2 separate regions of the Homo sapiens genome follow, and region 2 is linked to region 1. A link is a contact called in ENCODE Hi-C or POLR2A ChIA-PET data. All regions are on one chromosome and are shown on one strand. Each heading gives the region's core, a stretch centred on a gene start or an enhancer-like site at or near the end of the contact. The rest is flanking DNA. Distances are from core to core; before and after follow the strand shown. Region 1 holds the start of ERICH4 (glutamate rich 4). Region 2 overlaps PCAT19 (prostate cancer associated transcript 19).

Region 1 (7,965 bases), core at 3,886-6,385:
CTCTGAGTGGAGCTGGTGGGTGGCAAACTGCCTATGTGAGCTGGAGTCCTTGAGAAGGGTACAGCCTGGAGATGGAGCTGCAAGAGACATCAAGGCTGGCACTGGAAGCCACAGTGCTGCCTGGGAATGGCAAGGACAGGACCTGGGCTCTGGTGGGCCAGGGTCTCCACAGGGTCTTGCAGACCAGGGATTCTCACCGATTTTTCTCATGCACCTTGTACATCTCCCTTTGGAGCAAGTAATCCCTCAGAGCCTCCACATCGTAGAAATAGTTGGTCAGGAACTGGAGTATTGTCCTTTTCTTCTTCTGATTGCCCTCTGGGGCCACTGCCGCACCCAGGCGATGGATGCCCCTGATACGCCCATTCCACATGGGGGCGACCAGGCGCAGGGACTGGGGAGGGGGAGAGGAAAGGAGCTGAGCCTGGAGCCTCCTGGGAGACACAGAGCTGGATCCCCCAGTTCTTGCTCCATGAACCTCAATCCCTCTGCTTCCCAACTCACCCTAAGTTCTTCCTTCAAAACTTCAAAACTGTCTTTGAGATTCCAAAAATTTCCCCATGTTTTTTCCAAGTTCCTCCTCCCCTTAGTGAACCCTAAATTTTCTCGACTAGCCATATATTGTTGATTTTCCTAAATTCTTCCTCTAACTTTCCCCCAAACCCTTATCACTCAAAACCTGCATTATTTGACCTCTTAATTTTCCACAGATTTGCCCCTTAATTACCCAATTCTTCTGCTGGGGTCTTCCCAAATGACTTCTTTCTTTCCCCAGAATATAATCTTAAAAACTTATCTCCAAACCTCAAGGAGAGGGTGCTCTGAGCAATCCCTAAAACCAACCAAGCTTGTCCAACCCGCCGCCTGCATGCAGCCCAACACAAACATGCAAACTTTCTTAAAACATTAGGAGGATATTTTTGTGATTTTTTTTTTTTTTTTTTTGGCTCATCAGTTATGGTTAGTGTATTTTATGTGTGGCCCAAGACAATTCTTCTTCTTCGAACAGCGTGGCCCAGGGAAGCCAAAAGATTGGACACCCCTGAACCGAGAAGGGTATAAAAAGCATGAGCTTTGAAGAGGAGAGTAAGAAAGTCGAGGGGTGTGGCCAATGGGAAGAAGCCCCCAAACTCTTCAATTTTGCTTTCAAGGTCTCCTCTTAATCTACCCCAATTTCTCTTTGCTTTAACCAAATTCTTTTTTTTTTTCAAATTATCTCGATAATTTTACCCAAACCCTTATTTTCCTCAAAAGTTTAAAGCTGCCAACCTCTTTAATTTTCCCTAAATTCATTCCTTGATTTTAAATCCTCTGAAAGAATATCTCAAATTCTCCTCTTAATTTCACCCAGATCATGCCCTTAGAACCTCCAAATTGACCTCTTGGTTCCCCCACCCATCATGCTTTTGAGTTTTCTGTAAAAATTCGTCAATCTCCCACTAACTTTCCTTACATTCATCCTTCGGTCTTCTAAGACCAAATCCCACATCCTCGAACAATCCCTTCCAAGCTCTCTTATCCTACAGGCCCCACCCTTGCCTGTCCATTAGCTCCTTGTGTCATCCCTCCCTCTGATTGGTTAGTCGCGTCGCTCTTCGGCAGCCACTCCCTCATCCCCATTGGATACTCTCAGCCAAGTCCCTGCCTCCTCTCGCTCGCTAAAGCGTCTCCTCCGCCTGCGACCCTCACAGATCCTTCCTGGCCCCCACTAGCCACAGGTTTGCACTCCCAGTACGGGGCTTGCCAGGCTTAGCCTGCTGCCTCACGGCTTTCTGCTCTCGTGGCCGCCAACAGAGGCCCTGAATGCGGAGGCTGTAGAGCGGACTTCAAATTTGGGGCTCTAGGAACTCCGGTCACTTACCGCCCAGGGAGCCGCCATCTTGCTAAGGTTTCGTAACCGGAAGGGGCCGGTCTTATCCCACGCTCCTGGTTCAGCGCGAACTTATTCTCCTGTGGCCACGCCCCGCGTTTTCTAACCGTCCTCTTAAAGGTGCACGCACTTTTTACTCTTAAAGGGTTTAGGGATTGCTCACAGCGCCCTCTCCCTGAGCTTCAAAACGAGACACAGGTCGGGCTCACGCACCTGTGAACCCAGCACTTTGTGGAGGCCGAGGCGAAAGCATCGCTTGAAGCCAGGAGTTCGAGACCAGCCTGGGCAACATAGGGGAGCCTTTATCTCCACAAAGAAATAGGGCAACCTTATATCCACAAAAAATAAAATGTTAGCCGGGCGTGGTGGTGCACGCCTGTGGTCCCAGCTACTCACGAGGCTGAGGCGGGGGGATCACTTGAGCCGGGGAGGTCGAAGTTGCAGTGAGCTGTGATTGCGCCACTGCACTCCAGCCTGGGTGACAGAGCGAGACGCTGTCTCTTAAAACAAAAAATTGAAAAACAAAACAAACCCCAGGACTCCACAATCTTTCCCTAGGAGAAGATGGGGTGTTCTTCCCGGCAGAGTACCTTTCTTTCCTGACTGCAATTGCAGTCTCCCCAAGCTTTCTTATTCTTCCAGCTTCCACTCACTACCTCCTAAAAACAGGGAATGAGGGGGCTGAAAAGCTGACCACGTCATTTTTAAAAATTAGGGTCAGGTAAGAGAGTGGGTGAAGAGGTTAGATGTCAAGGTTAGAGACTGAGGTGAGATCTCAAGACCAGTTTGGAGTTGAAAGCTAGATCGCAGCATGAAGAGCCATTGTGAAGTCTTGTGGATAGAATTATTCATTCATTAGTTCCAAGAATATTTACTGAGCACCTACCACGTGATGGCAGGCACTGTTCTAGATGCCGAGGTTACCATGGTGAGCAGGACAGACCCAGTCCCTCTCTCAGGAAGTCAACATTCTGGGCTGGGAGAGGATGGATGTGGGAGAGGATGAATAAGAAACAAAGGAATCAGCAAGGCAATTTTGATGAGAAGCAGATAAAAAAAAGTGACTGGGTGTAGGGCCATCAGCAAAGGCCTCTCTGAAGAGGTGACATTGAAGTAGAAGTGAATGATAAGGAAAGAGCCATTCAAAGATCTAGGGGAAAAGCGCTGCAGGGAGAGGTAGCCTCTAGAGCAGAGAGGCCTTGAGGTGGGAACCAGCTTGCAGACAGAGATAGGAGACTGGGTTGAGAGGTGGGCAGGGGCTGACGGTGCAGGCCTGGTAGGGTTTTATTCTATTCACAGTGGGAAGAAGGGAGTGTCAAAATCGGATTTACATTTTGTAAAGATTATTTCTGCCAGGTGGAGAATGTACCTTAGAGCAGCGGTCCCTAACCGTTTTGTTACCAGGGACTGGTTTCGTGGAGGACAATTTTTCCATAGACTGGGGGTCGGGGGTGGGGTGGGGATGGTTTTGGGATGAAACTGTTCCACCTGAGATCATCAGGCATTAGATTCTCATAAGGAGCAGGCAACCTAGATCCCCCGCACGCACAGTTCACAATAGGGTTTGCCTCCTATGAGAATCTAATGCCACTGCTGATGTGACAGGAGGCGGAGCTCAGGCGGTAATGCTCACTTACCCGCTGCTCATCTCTTGCTGTGCGGCCCAGTTCCTAGCAGGCGAGGGGCTGGTACTGGTCCTTGGCCCAGGGACTGGGGACCCTTGCCTTAGAGGGCAAGGGTGGATGCAGGGGACCAGTAAAAGAGGCTGCTGTAGCAGTCTAGGCAAGAGATGAATGGGGATGGGGCAGAGGGAATGGTGAGAAGTGCTCAAATCCTGGGCCTGTTTTGAAGGTTAAGCCAACAGATTGAGAAACTAAAAGCAGACGGGCGTGGCTGTGCACGTGAGGAAACTGGAAGGGCAGCAGGTTTAGGAAGGTGGGTGTGGCAGCTGAATAACGAACCCTCTCCCCATACCTGTGAATCCCTGGGCACTGTGACTATGTTACTTTCTATGGTAAAAGGGACTTGGGGCTGGGCGCGTTGGCTCACGCCTGTAATCCCAGCACTTTGGGAGGCCGAGGTGGGCAGATCACCTGAGGTCAGGGGTTTGAGACCAGCCTGGCTAACATGGTGAAACCCCGTCTCCACTAAACATACAAAAATTCGCCAGGTGTGGTGGCGTGCACCTGTAACCCCAGCTGTTCAGGAGGCTGAGGCAGGGGAATCGCTTGAACCCGGGAGGCGGAGGTTGCAGTGAGCCAAGATTGCACCACTGCAGTCCAGCCTGGATGACAGAGCGAGACTCTGTCTCAAAAAACAAAATACATATATATATATATTGTTCATTTGTTTATTTTAAGATGGAGTCTTGCTCTGTCGCCAGGCTGGAATGCAGTGGCGTGATCTTGGCTTACTGCAACCTCCACCTCCTGGGTTCACACCATTCTCCTGCCTCAGCCTCCCGAGTAGCTGGGACTACAGGCACGCGGCAGCATGCCCGGCTAATTTTTTGTGTTTTACTAGAGACGGGGTTTCACCATGTGGCCAGGATGGTCTTGATCTCCTGACCTCGTGATCTACCATTATATATATGTATATATATGCACCTTGGGTCTGAAGGAAGGGTCCAAGGCCGAGAGAGGCCTGCAGTGCTTCCCAGACTTTTCCACAGCAGAAGCCCTCACCCTCAACAGGGATAATATACCCATAGGCAAGTCCAGGGTCAGCAGAATTGGCTGCTTGGCCCTAGGCCAGCAGCCTGGACACAGGCACTCCAGCTAAGGGATTGCTGTCTTGGTGCCCCTGGGAGCCATTCCTGCCCCCAAAGGCACACTGGTGGGAAAGCCCTAGGATGACCCGTGCCAAGAGGACAAGCAAGGACCAAGCTATGGGCAAGCCAGAGGTCAAATGGAGGCTGAGGAGAGGCTGGAGAAGTGGTGGTGGGGGGCAGGTGGAAGGACAGAGGGTGCCAGGCATCTACAGACACTGAGCGCCCCTGAGGGGTCAGGCCTGAGACAGGCAGGGAAGGGTGGAGTTAGACCTCTGCAAGAGGCTATGTTTGAACCCTGTGAGCAGAGTTGAGGTTAGACTTCAGAAGGAAAAAGAAAAGCACAAGGCCAGCTGATTCTCTCTGAAGAGTGGACTTTGGGATACCTTTCCCAGGAACCCCCATCCCACTCCCTCTGCCCTTTACTCTCCACCACGCACACAGCTCCCCAGGGGACCAGGCCACCCTGGACCTTGCTACTTCCTGCTCCTTGCAGCCATAGCTCAGAGACGATGGAACTGTGGAGGCAGCTGAATCAGGCTGGACTGGTGCCTCCGGGGCTGGGCCCACCCCCCCAGGCCCTGAGGGAGGTCTCCCCAGTGGAAATCCCTGGTCAGACCCTCAGGACTGCAGGGGCAGACACTGGAGGTGCCTGCGATAGTCTGCTGTGGATCAGGGAGGAGCTGGTGAGTGAGGGGTTTGGAAGGGAAAGAGAAAGAGAGGAAATGAGAATGAATGGAAATGAACAAAAATAGAGAAGGCCAGAGATCGAAAAACAGAATCTGAGAGATAGAAGCAGAGACATGAGAGGCATGTACAGACACCGAGAGACAGACATAGAGTGAGGGACGGGAACAGAGGTGGGGACAGGGAGATCCCAAAAGAGAGGGACAGAGGTGGGAAGCAGAGACGGAGAGCAGGAACAGAGATGGAGAGACAGACTGAATTTGAGAAAGTTGGGGAGGGCAGAGAGAGGGCAAGCGAGAGAAAGAGAGCCAAAGGCAGGGGCAGAGAAATGGCAACACATAAAGACAGAGAGACAGGGGCATGGAAAGACAAAAAATAAATGGGGACAGAGACAAAGGGAAACAGGGACAGATATAGATAAGAGAGGGAGGAGACAGAGAGAGAGAAGTCAGGGACAATGAAATGGAGAGACAAAGAGAAGAGTTAGAGATCAAGAGACACTCTGAGAAGCAGGAAGGCAGTTAGGGTCCATGGGCACAGTGAGGACCCTGCCCAGGCGCTGTGGCCAGGACATGAGTTGGGACCTGCTCTCACCCAGGTCCTGGAGAGACCCCTTGCTCTCTGGGGTGGCATCCCTGTGACGTCCCCTTCCTACTGGCAGGGGAACCTGCGCCGAGTGGATGTCCAGCTGCTGGGACAGCTGTGCAGCCTGGGGCTGGAGATGGGGGCGCTGCGGGAGGAACTGGTCACCATATTGGAGGAGGAGGAGGAGAGCAGCAAGGAAGAGGAGGAGGATCAAGAGCCCCAGAGGAAGCAGGAGGAGGAACACCTGGAGGCCTGCCCAGCCCCACATCCACCTGACTTTGAGATGATGATCTGAGGCTCTGCCAGTGGATTTAGATTGACATACAAATGAGATGCAAATGTATGTAAAGGAGAAGGGAGATTTGCAGGTCAAAGCAGATGTGGAATCAAGTATACCCCTTTAGTAAGTGCTTTCTCTGAAGGTGCCTGCAATGATATTTAGGCATTGGCCTGTGAGCTATGGGTGTGTTTGCAGATGACATGAGGATGTGTTTGGAGGTGATGTGGGAGGTTGTAGAGAAGTTGCAGGTGCTTTCGCAGATGAGCCTCAGGTGTGCTGCTGAGATGGGGATCTCTGCAAATATGCTGGTGATGCATACAGATGCGATTTCAGATCAACGCTGTCCAGTATGGTAGCCACCGGACACACATGGTTATTTAGTGCTTGAAACATGGGGACTGCAAATTGAGATGTGCTGTGAGTGTAAAATACACACCAAATATTAAAGGCTTAGTATGATGAAAAGAACATAAGACATCTCAATAATTTTTAGATTACTTATTGAAATAATAATATTTTGAGCATATCAGTATTAGTAAAAATATTACTAAAATTATTTTCACCTGTTTCTAAATTTTGTTTGTGTGTATTGTTCCCCTCCCTGTGTCCATATGTTCTCATTCTTTTTTTTTTTTTTTTGAGACGGAGTCTCACTCTGTTGCCCAGGCTGGAGTGCAGTGGCGTGATCTCGGCTCATTGCAACCTCCATCTCCTGGGTTCAAGCCATTCTCCTGCCTCAGCCTCCTGAGTAGCTGGGATTACAGGCTCACGCCACCACACGGAACTAATTTTTGTATTTTTAGTAGAGACGGGGTTTCACCATATTGGTCAGGCTGGTCTCGAACTTCTGACCTCGTGATCCACTCGCCTCAGCTTCCCAAAGTGCTGGGATTACAGGCATGAGCCACCTCGCCCAGCCTCATTGTTGTGTTACAAAGCACTTTCTGTTGGAAGTGAGAGTCTTTTCAGAGAAGTGAAATGTTGACAGAGGAGGTGCTGATTCCTTTCCACGGGAGTTTTCTCCTTAAAAATAAGCCGCTTCCACTTTGGGAGGCCGAGGCTGGGAAATCACTTGAGGTCAGGAGTTTCAGACCAGCCTGGCCAACATGGTGAAACCCTGTCTCTACTAAAAATACAAAAATTAGCTGGGTGTGGTGGCACGCGCCTGTAATCCCAGCTACTGGGGAGGCTGCGGCACAAGAATCACTTGAACCCGGGAGGCGGAGGCTGCAGTGAGCTGAGATCACGCCACTGCACTCCAACCTGGGAGACAGAGAGATACTCTATCTCAAAAACAATAACAACGAAAAACCAAGCTGCTTCGTTTTGTCCAGTGGAGACCCCAGGATTAGGGTGGGGTACAGGACTGGGGTTTAGGGGTTCAGGCTCCATCCCCAGCCTGGTCCTCATTAGCTAACCTGAGCCAGGTCTGCAGCTGGTGTCAGTGCTGCTGTTTGGGGGTTGGGGAGAACGTTGAAGTCACGCCTAGCAGCCAGGGAAGGGGGAAGGACACCCCACAAAGCATGCAAGCGGCAGGGCATTCTCTCTCTGTCTTGGCACTCTAGACAGAGGCCCGGGGAGTCTGGGGGTCTCTTGGCAGCTACATCTAGACAGTAGGGGTCATGGGGAATGAGGATGTTGGATGCCATGGCCCCAGGGTCTGGGTCATGCTTCACAAGTGCCAGGGTCCTCTGTCTCTTGGGGAGAAAGAGATGAGGGGGGTACAAGTGAGAGGCTGGTGGGGCGACTTGTAACAGGTGCTCACTATTCAAGAAC
Region 2 (7,965 bases), core at 1,714-4,213, 37 kb after region 1:
GCACTTGATCTTAGCCATGCTGGTGTCCCTCTCACTGGGGCAGTGGTCATGGGCAGCCTTTTTTTTTTTTTTTTTTTTTTTTGAGACGATGTTTTGGTATTGTTGCCCATGCTGGAGTGTAGCAGTGCGACTGGGGCTCACCGCCACCTCCGCCTCCCAGGTTCAAGCAATTCTCATGCCTCAGCCTCTGGAGTAGCTGTGATTACAGGCGTCTGGCACAACACCCATCTAATTTTTTGTGTTTTTAGTAGAGGCAGGGTTTCACCATGTTGGCGAGGCTGGTCTCAAACTCCTGACCTCAGGGGATTCACCCACCTTGGCTTCCCAAAGTGCTGGGATTACAGGCATGAGCCACCCTGCCTGGCCATCATGGGCAGTCTTAAGGATGATAGTCAGCTCCTGGTTCTTCTTCTATAGTAGACCCAGTCCAAGATGCCCACTGATCGAGTTTGGATCTGTGTCCCCACCCACATCTCATGTGTAATTGTAATCCCCAATGGTGGAGGTGGTCCTGGTTGGGCCGGTGAGAATTGAGTGGATCATATGGGTGGATATTTCATGAATAATTTAGCACCATCCTCTAGGTGCTGTCTGGTGATAGAGTTCTAAAAAGATCTGATTGTTCAAAAGTGTGCAGCACCTCTCCTACCACTAGCTCCAGCTCTGGCCATGGAGGATGAGCCTGATTCCCTTGTGCTTTTTGCCATGACTCTAAGTTTTCTGACGCCTCCCCAGAAGTTGAGCTGATGGCCAGCATCATCCTTTTTGTACAGCCTGTGGAACCATGAGCCAATTAAACCTGAGTTTTTATAATTAATTACCCAGTCTCAGGTAATTCTTTATAGTAATGCATGAAAAGACTAATACATGTACTTCTGAACCATGTTATTCTTTACCCCAAAGCTATACATCCTTGCAATTCTGTGCTGATCCTAACCACCTGCAGTGAGCCCACACTCCTCAGGTTCTGGGCAAATTTTTCCACCAGCCTAACCTCACATCCAATGCTAGCCCCAGTTTTGCGATCTCAGGCCACTCACACTAATCTAAAACTTGCTGCAAATTCAAAAGGTCCCATCACTCTCAGGATGACTATTCAGATAGCAACACTCATGGAACTAAAAAAAATCACTGGGGTGGGGATCACATCCCGGCATTTATAGAGTGACTACATCCCAGACATGTGAAGAAAACTGAGGAGGGAACCCCAAGGGCTTGAAAGACCTTGCCGAGTGTGGAGCCCTGAAGTGCACATACCACTCGGTTGTCCCCCAGGGGCCTGGGAACCTTGCCAAGTGCGGGGTCTCTAGAGCAGAATCCACACCGCTGGGGAGGTGGATTTCAGGCCAGAAACCTTCAGGGACCTGGAGTCCCAACACATGCTAAAAACAGGGGTAGGGGCACAGATATGAAAGATTTTGGAGTATTTGGAGCCCAGAAGAGAAAACTGAAGGTGGCAGCGTGGAGCGCTCAGAAGATGGCGGAGACCATGGAGCCCAAAAAATCCAGAAAAAGAGGCGGGGACAGGGGATGGACCTCAGAAGCATTCAGAACGCACAGGGCCCCCTCCAAGGTCGCTTTCACACTGCCAAGGCTTCCTCTGCAGCTGCAGAGCTGCACTTTTCCTCTGTCCCAACAAAAATATGTCCCTTGAAGGTCTCATCTCCCATGGACTGGATCTGGATCTGGGCCTCATTTATCCAGGGGCCTCAGTCCTCAAGGAGGCCATTGTCACTCTGCTTCCCGATAAAGTCCTCTTAAGTTAGTAAATGCCCCTCAAGGGACCCATGGTTTGTCCTTATTCCTCCCTGAGTCTTCTCCTTCTGAGGGAGGAAGTTTTCAAACACCCCCAGGATTTACTGCCAGAATTTCACCCTCTGAAACCTCCTCCTTCCCTAGATCCAGTCCAGCTCCTCATCCTCAGCCCCCCAGACCCCATGGAGGTGTCCCATGCAATGGGTTTTTTCTAGATTGACAGCCTCCCCTCCTCAGCGTACAACTCAGAGACTCACCCTGTTCTGAGCAGCGAGCCACCGCATAAGCAGACATGAGACCTCACTCCAGCCAAATAACACTTTATTTTTGTAGTTTCAATGCTTTTCTTCCCCGAGGAAAGGGAGGAGCTCAGGAGAACAGTGTCATCAAAATTTCCTGGTGGTTGTTTAATCACAGCAGCAGAGTAGGTCAGGAAACTCTTCCAGATTACCCTCTTCCTCCTGAAATTAAAGGAAACATGCACGACTCATGAACTGATAAGGTTTCCCAACAATTGTGCGAATATCCTGCTGGATTTATGAGCTGAAAGTAAACCTGAATGACTTGTGCTGCTTGTCCAGGCATTATCTTCTTCAGGAAATATGAGATGTTGTTTGGAAGCATTTCAGAAGCAAGGGAAGCTGCTTTGTTGAATACATAGATGAGCATCTTCTTGATTAGAAACTTCAACCCAGCGATTAAGGGTCTCGTTACTAGTTTTGAGACATATGTCATTAATTGGTCGGCAAACCATTTTTTTATCACATCCATCAGAAAATCGACCACTTTCTCCACTAGCATTTCCATGGCCATGTTCATTATAAGTGAAGTAAATGAGCTCACAAAAAGTGTAATGAGTGTTCTGTCGGTTTCACGTAAAGATATATAATGGTATCGTCCCTGGAGAGCGTGGCCATTTTATGGGAGGTGACGTGGAGGGGGCGGGCCAAGATGGCCAATTAGAAGAGGCTGCCTTCCACTGAATTAAAGTCTCAGTGAATTTCACGATAAGCACGTGAACTGAAATATTCAGGTTCTCACATTGGGACTGACTAGGCAAACAACTTGACCCAGGAGAACAAAGAAAACAGGGGTGGGTGATGAACCACGCTATATTGGAACAGAGCCAAAGGAACCTTCTTGCACAGCCAAGAGAAGCCATGAGTGTGTGACCCCGCCCCAGAAACCATTTTTCTCCCTTGGATCTTTGCAACCAAGAAATCAGGAGATCCTCCCATGGGCTGAGTCACGGCGGCCTTGGGCCTAGTACACAGGGCTGTGTGGAGTGTTGGCAGAGCAGCTGCTCAGACACAGACCGAGACCCAGGAGGTTTACACAATCTAGCCTTGAGAAACCAGGAAAGGTGGGAGTTCCGTTGGTACATTCCCCCAGTAAGGGGGCTGAATTCAGGTGTTATACGAGTTGTTAAGAAATTATTTTGGGCAGACAGGGAGGAAAAGGGGTCCTTGGGAAGTTTTGTTTCTTCTTAAAGCAGCTCCAGAAATGAGTCTTGTCTAGCAGGAAAGCCCCGGCTTTTAGAGTTCTCCGGTAACCTTGATCTGCAGATGCCGGCCATTAGAAACTGGGTCCACCCAAACATAGCGATTCCCGCCCTCTTCTGGCCCTTGTCCCCACCTGTGCCTGGCGATATGGCCACCCCCATATATCCCCATGAGTGTAGGAAATCAGGGTGTCCGGCACGTGCATATTCAAAGGCTAGGTGGGAGGGCCAGTTTTTCCGTGGGCCACATAAATGACATGCCTGGTCGAACCAATCGCCTGAACCCTATGCAAATCAGACACCACCCCCTCCAGTTTCTTCATATAACTCATTGGTATCCACAGCACTCCGGGTTTCCTCTTTTGGCTTTGGAGCCCCCCTCCCTCTGTCTCAGTATGGGGAGCTCTTCCTTCGTTCTTGCCTATTAAACTGCACGCCATAAAACCACTGTACATGTGTTTGTGTCATTTTCTCCAATTCTGTGTGAGACATGAGCCCTGGTGTTCCTCCACTCATCACAGCCATATCACAGGGAGCCAGACAGCCTCATCCTGTGGTCCCCATCATCACAGCACTTCTCAAGTCCCACGGGCTTGGAATACCAGCCAAGCAGTGGCAAGATAGCAAGCCAAGTGCCTGAGACTACCGAGTTCTGGGTGGTTGGGGCGGCCACCGTCTCTGTTTCCGTAGACTCAGACAATCTAGCCTTCGGGCTCCAGGGAGGGCAGCTGGTCTGGAGCAGGAGGGGTCCCCCACAAGGCAGCACTGCTGCTGTGCCTGATAGTGGCCAGACTGTTTCTTTAAATTTGACCTTGATTCATCCCTCCTCACTGGGAAGGTCCTCCCTGTTGGAATTTCAGGAACTCCAGCCAGGGTTATAGGGTTGGTGGGAAGCCTGATCTCTTTCTGGGTTGGAGGTCCTCCGGGGATGGGCGGCTGCCATCTTTGTAATTGTGGACTCAACCTTTTCAGCTGAAGCAAATGAACAAAGCTGGGAGCATCACATTTCCTAACTCTAAAATATATTACACAGCCATAGTCACCAATACAGCATGGTACAGGTATAAATGTGGACACACAGATTGATGTAACAGACGAGAGAATCCAAAATGAAAGCCACACATTCATAGGCAACTGATCTTTGACAAAGCTGACAAGAATATACACTAGGGAAAGCACACCCTTTTCAATAATTGGTACTGGGACAGTTGCATTGTCATATGCGGAAGAATAAATCTGAACTCCTATTTCTTACCATGTTTACAAAAATCAATTTAAAGTGAATTATAGACTGAAATGTATGTACTGAAATGGTCAAAATATCAGAAGAAACTTAGGGAAAACTCTTCTGGTCATTGTCCAGTAAAGAGTTCACGAGTAAGACTTCAAAAGTACAGGCAACAAAACCAAAAAGAGACCAATGTAAATTTAAACCAAACTAAAAATTTTAATTAAATTAAAAAGCCATACACCATTTTTCTATCTCATCCCTAAGAAAATGGACCACGTCATCCACTAGCATTTCCATGGCACCTTCATTATAGGCGAAGTAAGTGAGCCCATGATAAGTGTAATGAGCCTTCTGTTTATTTCAGGCGAAGTTAAGTAATGGATATTCCTGGAGTGGTGTGGATTTTACAGAAAGTGACGTGAAGTGGGCAGGCCAAGATGCCCAATGAGAAGCAGCTGTCTTCCCCTGAATGAAAAGCACGGTGAATTCAGCACCTTGAACTGAAGTATCCAGGTTCCTACATTGGGACTGATTAGGCAAATGACTTGACCCAGGAGAAGAAACAAAGGGGGTGGGTGATGGTGCACCCAGTATCAGCACAGAGCCAAAGAAACCTTCACCTACAGCCAAGAGAAGCAGTAGTGAATGCACAACCCCTACCCACAAACCATGTTTCTCCCATGCATCTTTGCCACGCATGGATCAGAAGATCCTCCCATTAGCTCATGCCATAAGGGTCTTGGGTCAGATACACAGAGCCGTGTCGAATGTTGCCAGAGCACTCGCTCAGACACTCACAGAGACTCAGGAGTTTTATATACTTGGAAAGCTGGGCAAGGCGGGAGTTCCATCTGTACATTCCCTTAGAAAAGGGGCTGAATCCAGGGAGCCAAGCAGCCTCATTCCGTGGGCCCCACTTCCACAGCACCTCTCAAGTTAAGACCCACTGGCTTGGAATAGCAGCCAACCAGTGGCAATCGGCTGGAGACTGCCTGAGACTACAGTTTTCTGGGGAGGTGAGGGCGGCCTCCATTTCTGTGTTTCCATGGACTCAGACATTCTAGCCTGCAGGCTCCAGGGAATCCAGGTGGTCTGGTCCCCCACAAGGCAGCACAGCTGCTGTGCCTGATTGTGGCCAGACAGATTCCTTAAGTAGGACCTTCATTCATCCCCCCTCACTGGGTAGGGCCTCCCTTTGGGAATTTCAGGAGTTCCAGCCATGGTTATATGGTCAGTGGGAGCCATGATCTTTTTCCGGGAAGGAGCCCTGCGAGGAGGGGCAGCTTCATCTCTGCAGCTGTTGACTCAGCCTTTCTGAAGCAAATAAACAAAGCTGGGAGCATCACATTTCTTGACTTCAAATTATATTACAAAGCCATCATCACCAATACAGCATGGTAGTAGTATACAGATAGACACACAGATTGATGTAACAGACTAGAGAGCCCAGAAAGAAAGCCACACATTTATAGCCAACTGATCTTTGACAAAGCTGATAAGAATATACGTTGAGGAAAGCACACCCTTTTCAATAATTGGTGCTGGAACAATTGAATTGTCATTTGCAGAAGAATAAACCTGGACTCCTATTTCTCACTATTTCTACAAAAATCAATTGAAGATGAATTATAGACTTAAATATATGTACTGAAATAATAAAAATGTGAGAAGAAACCTAGAGAAAACTCTTCTGGTTATTGTCTAGTAAAGAGTTCAAGAGTATGACTTCAAAAGTACAGGCAACAAAACCAAAAATCGACCAGTGCAAATTTAAACCAAACTGAAAATTTTAATTATATAAATTCAAAAGCTTTACTGAAACAAAAAGCTGCTGCACAGCCAAAGAAATAATCCTCTCAACAGAGTGAGCAGACAAACTGCAGAACGGAAGAAATTATTTGTAAACTTTTCCTTTGACAAAAGACTAATACCGAGAGTAAACAAAGATCTCAACTACAACAGAAAACTCCAAAGAATCCCATTAAAAAGTCGGCAAAGGACATAAAGAGACTTTTTTATTTTTTATCTTATTTATTTATTCATTTGTTTTTATGAGACAGGTCTTTCTCTATTACCCATGCTGTAGTGCAGTGCCATGATCTTGGCTCACTGCGACCTGTGCCTACCGGGTTCAAGCAATTCCTGTGCCTTAACCTCCTGAGTAACTTGCACCACAGGCACGAGTCACAGCCCGTGGCTGATTTTTTGTATTTTTAGTAAAGATGGGGTTTTGCCTTGTTGGCCAGGTTGATTTCTGCCTCTTTGCCTCAAGTGATCCATTGGCCTCAGCCTCCCGAAGTTCTGGGGTTACAGGCATGCTCAACCGCACCTGGACAGGAGTCAGTTTTTAAAAGAGCACATATAAATGGCCAAAAGGTATTTCAAAGAAATTCTCCACACCATGAATCGTCAGAGAAATGGTCATTAAAACCACATTGAGGTTGGGTGCGCTGCCTCATGACTGTAATTCCAACACTTTGGGAGGCTGAGGCAGGTGTATGATGAGCTCAAGAGACTGTGATCATCCTGGCCAACATGGTGAAACCCTGTCTTTACTAAAAATACAAAAAATGAGCCAGGCCTGTTGGCACGCGCCTGTAGTCCCAGCTACTCGGGAGGCTGAGGCAGGAGAATTGCTTGAACCCGGGAGGTGGAGGTTGCAGCAAGCCACGATCACACCACTGCACTCCAGTCTGGCAACAGAGTGAGACCCCGTCTCAAAAATATCAACAACCACCACAATGAGATATCTTACTCCAGTCAGAATGGGTATTATGAAAAAGACAAAAACATAACAAATGTTAGTGAGAATGTGGAGAAAAGGGGAAATCTTATGCATTGTTGTTGGGAATGTAAATTAGCGCAGATTTTATGGCAAACACTATGGAGATTTCTGAAAGAACAAAAAATATAACAACTACTCAGTCCTGCAGTTGCAGTACTGGGTACCTACTCAAAGGAATAGATCAAAATGCACACAAATATTTGCTGCAGCATTATTTACAGTAGCAAAGACATGGAATCACCCTACATGTCAATCAACAGAAGAATAAATAAAGAAAATGTGGTATGTATACATACAGGAATACTATTCAGTTATAAAACAGTGAAAATCATGTCTTTTGCAGCAACCTGGAAGGAACTGGAGGTCATTATTTTGGGTAAAACAAGCCAGGCAGAGAATCCCAAATATCACATTTTTCAGGACCAGCAGGGTATTTCACACCTGTAATTCCCATGCTTTTCCAAAACAGTATAAGAGAATTGCTTGATGACTGGGTGACACAGTGAGACCCTATCTCTGCAAAAACAATATATGTGTATATATATATATATATGGAGAGAGAGAAATCAGCTGGGCATGGAAGCTGGGACTACAGGTGCGTGCCACCACACCCGGGTAATTTTTTTGTGTGTTTTTAGTAGAGATTGGGTATCAACAGGTTGCTCTGAGTGGTCGTGAACTCCTGAGCTCAGG

The links. Hi-C counts contacts between places; a loop is a spot of excess contacts on that map. ChIA-PET counts read pairs that join two places held with the same protein, here RNA polymerase II (POLR2A). Pooled maps may share reads with other maps.
Region 2: a map of heart right ventricle shows a loop between it and region 1 (2.6-fold over the local background). The contact joins the enhancer-like site here to the promoter of ERICH4 in region 1. A Hi-C loop is called at or near these places in 6 of 168 maps with a recorded cell type or tissue (HepG2, Right ventricle myocardium inferior, cardiac septum and 3 more), 1 of 37 single-sample maps with no recorded cell type and 8 of 50 pooled maps. POLR2A ChIA-PET finds 5 or more read pairs at or near these places in 5 of 52 experiments (A549, GM12878, HEK293 and 2 more).

Annotation. Positions count from the first base shown.
Region 1 is chr19:41,438,021-41,445,985 of GRCh38, forward strand. ERICH4 (glutamate rich 4) reads left to right here and starts at 5,136. Exons shown (of 2, transcript NM_001130514.3): 1 at 5,136-5,323; 2 at 5,986-6,745. The coding sequence starts at 5,150. The coding sequence ends at 6,204. DMAC2 (distal membrane arm assembly component 2) reads right to left here and starts at 1,892. Exons shown (of 6, transcript NM_018035.3): 1 at 1,862-1,892; 2 at 198-394. The coding sequence starts at 1,879. RefSeq lists an enhancer at 1,627-1,796.
Region 2 is chr19:41,477,069-41,485,033 of GRCh38, forward strand. PCAT19 (prostate cancer associated transcript 19) reads right to left here. Exons shown (of 3, transcript NR_136334.1): 2 at 2,013-2,216. Among named protein-coding and RNA genes, the nearest start is that of PCAT19, 20 kb to the right of the region's middle. Within about 2 kb of position 2,964, at least 12 of the 41 ENCODE cell types and tissues checked have a DNase peak (open chromatin) inside an H3K27ac peak, as active enhancers do; they include endothelial cell of umbilical vein, heart left ventricle and heart right ventricle, where a contact is called at or near this core.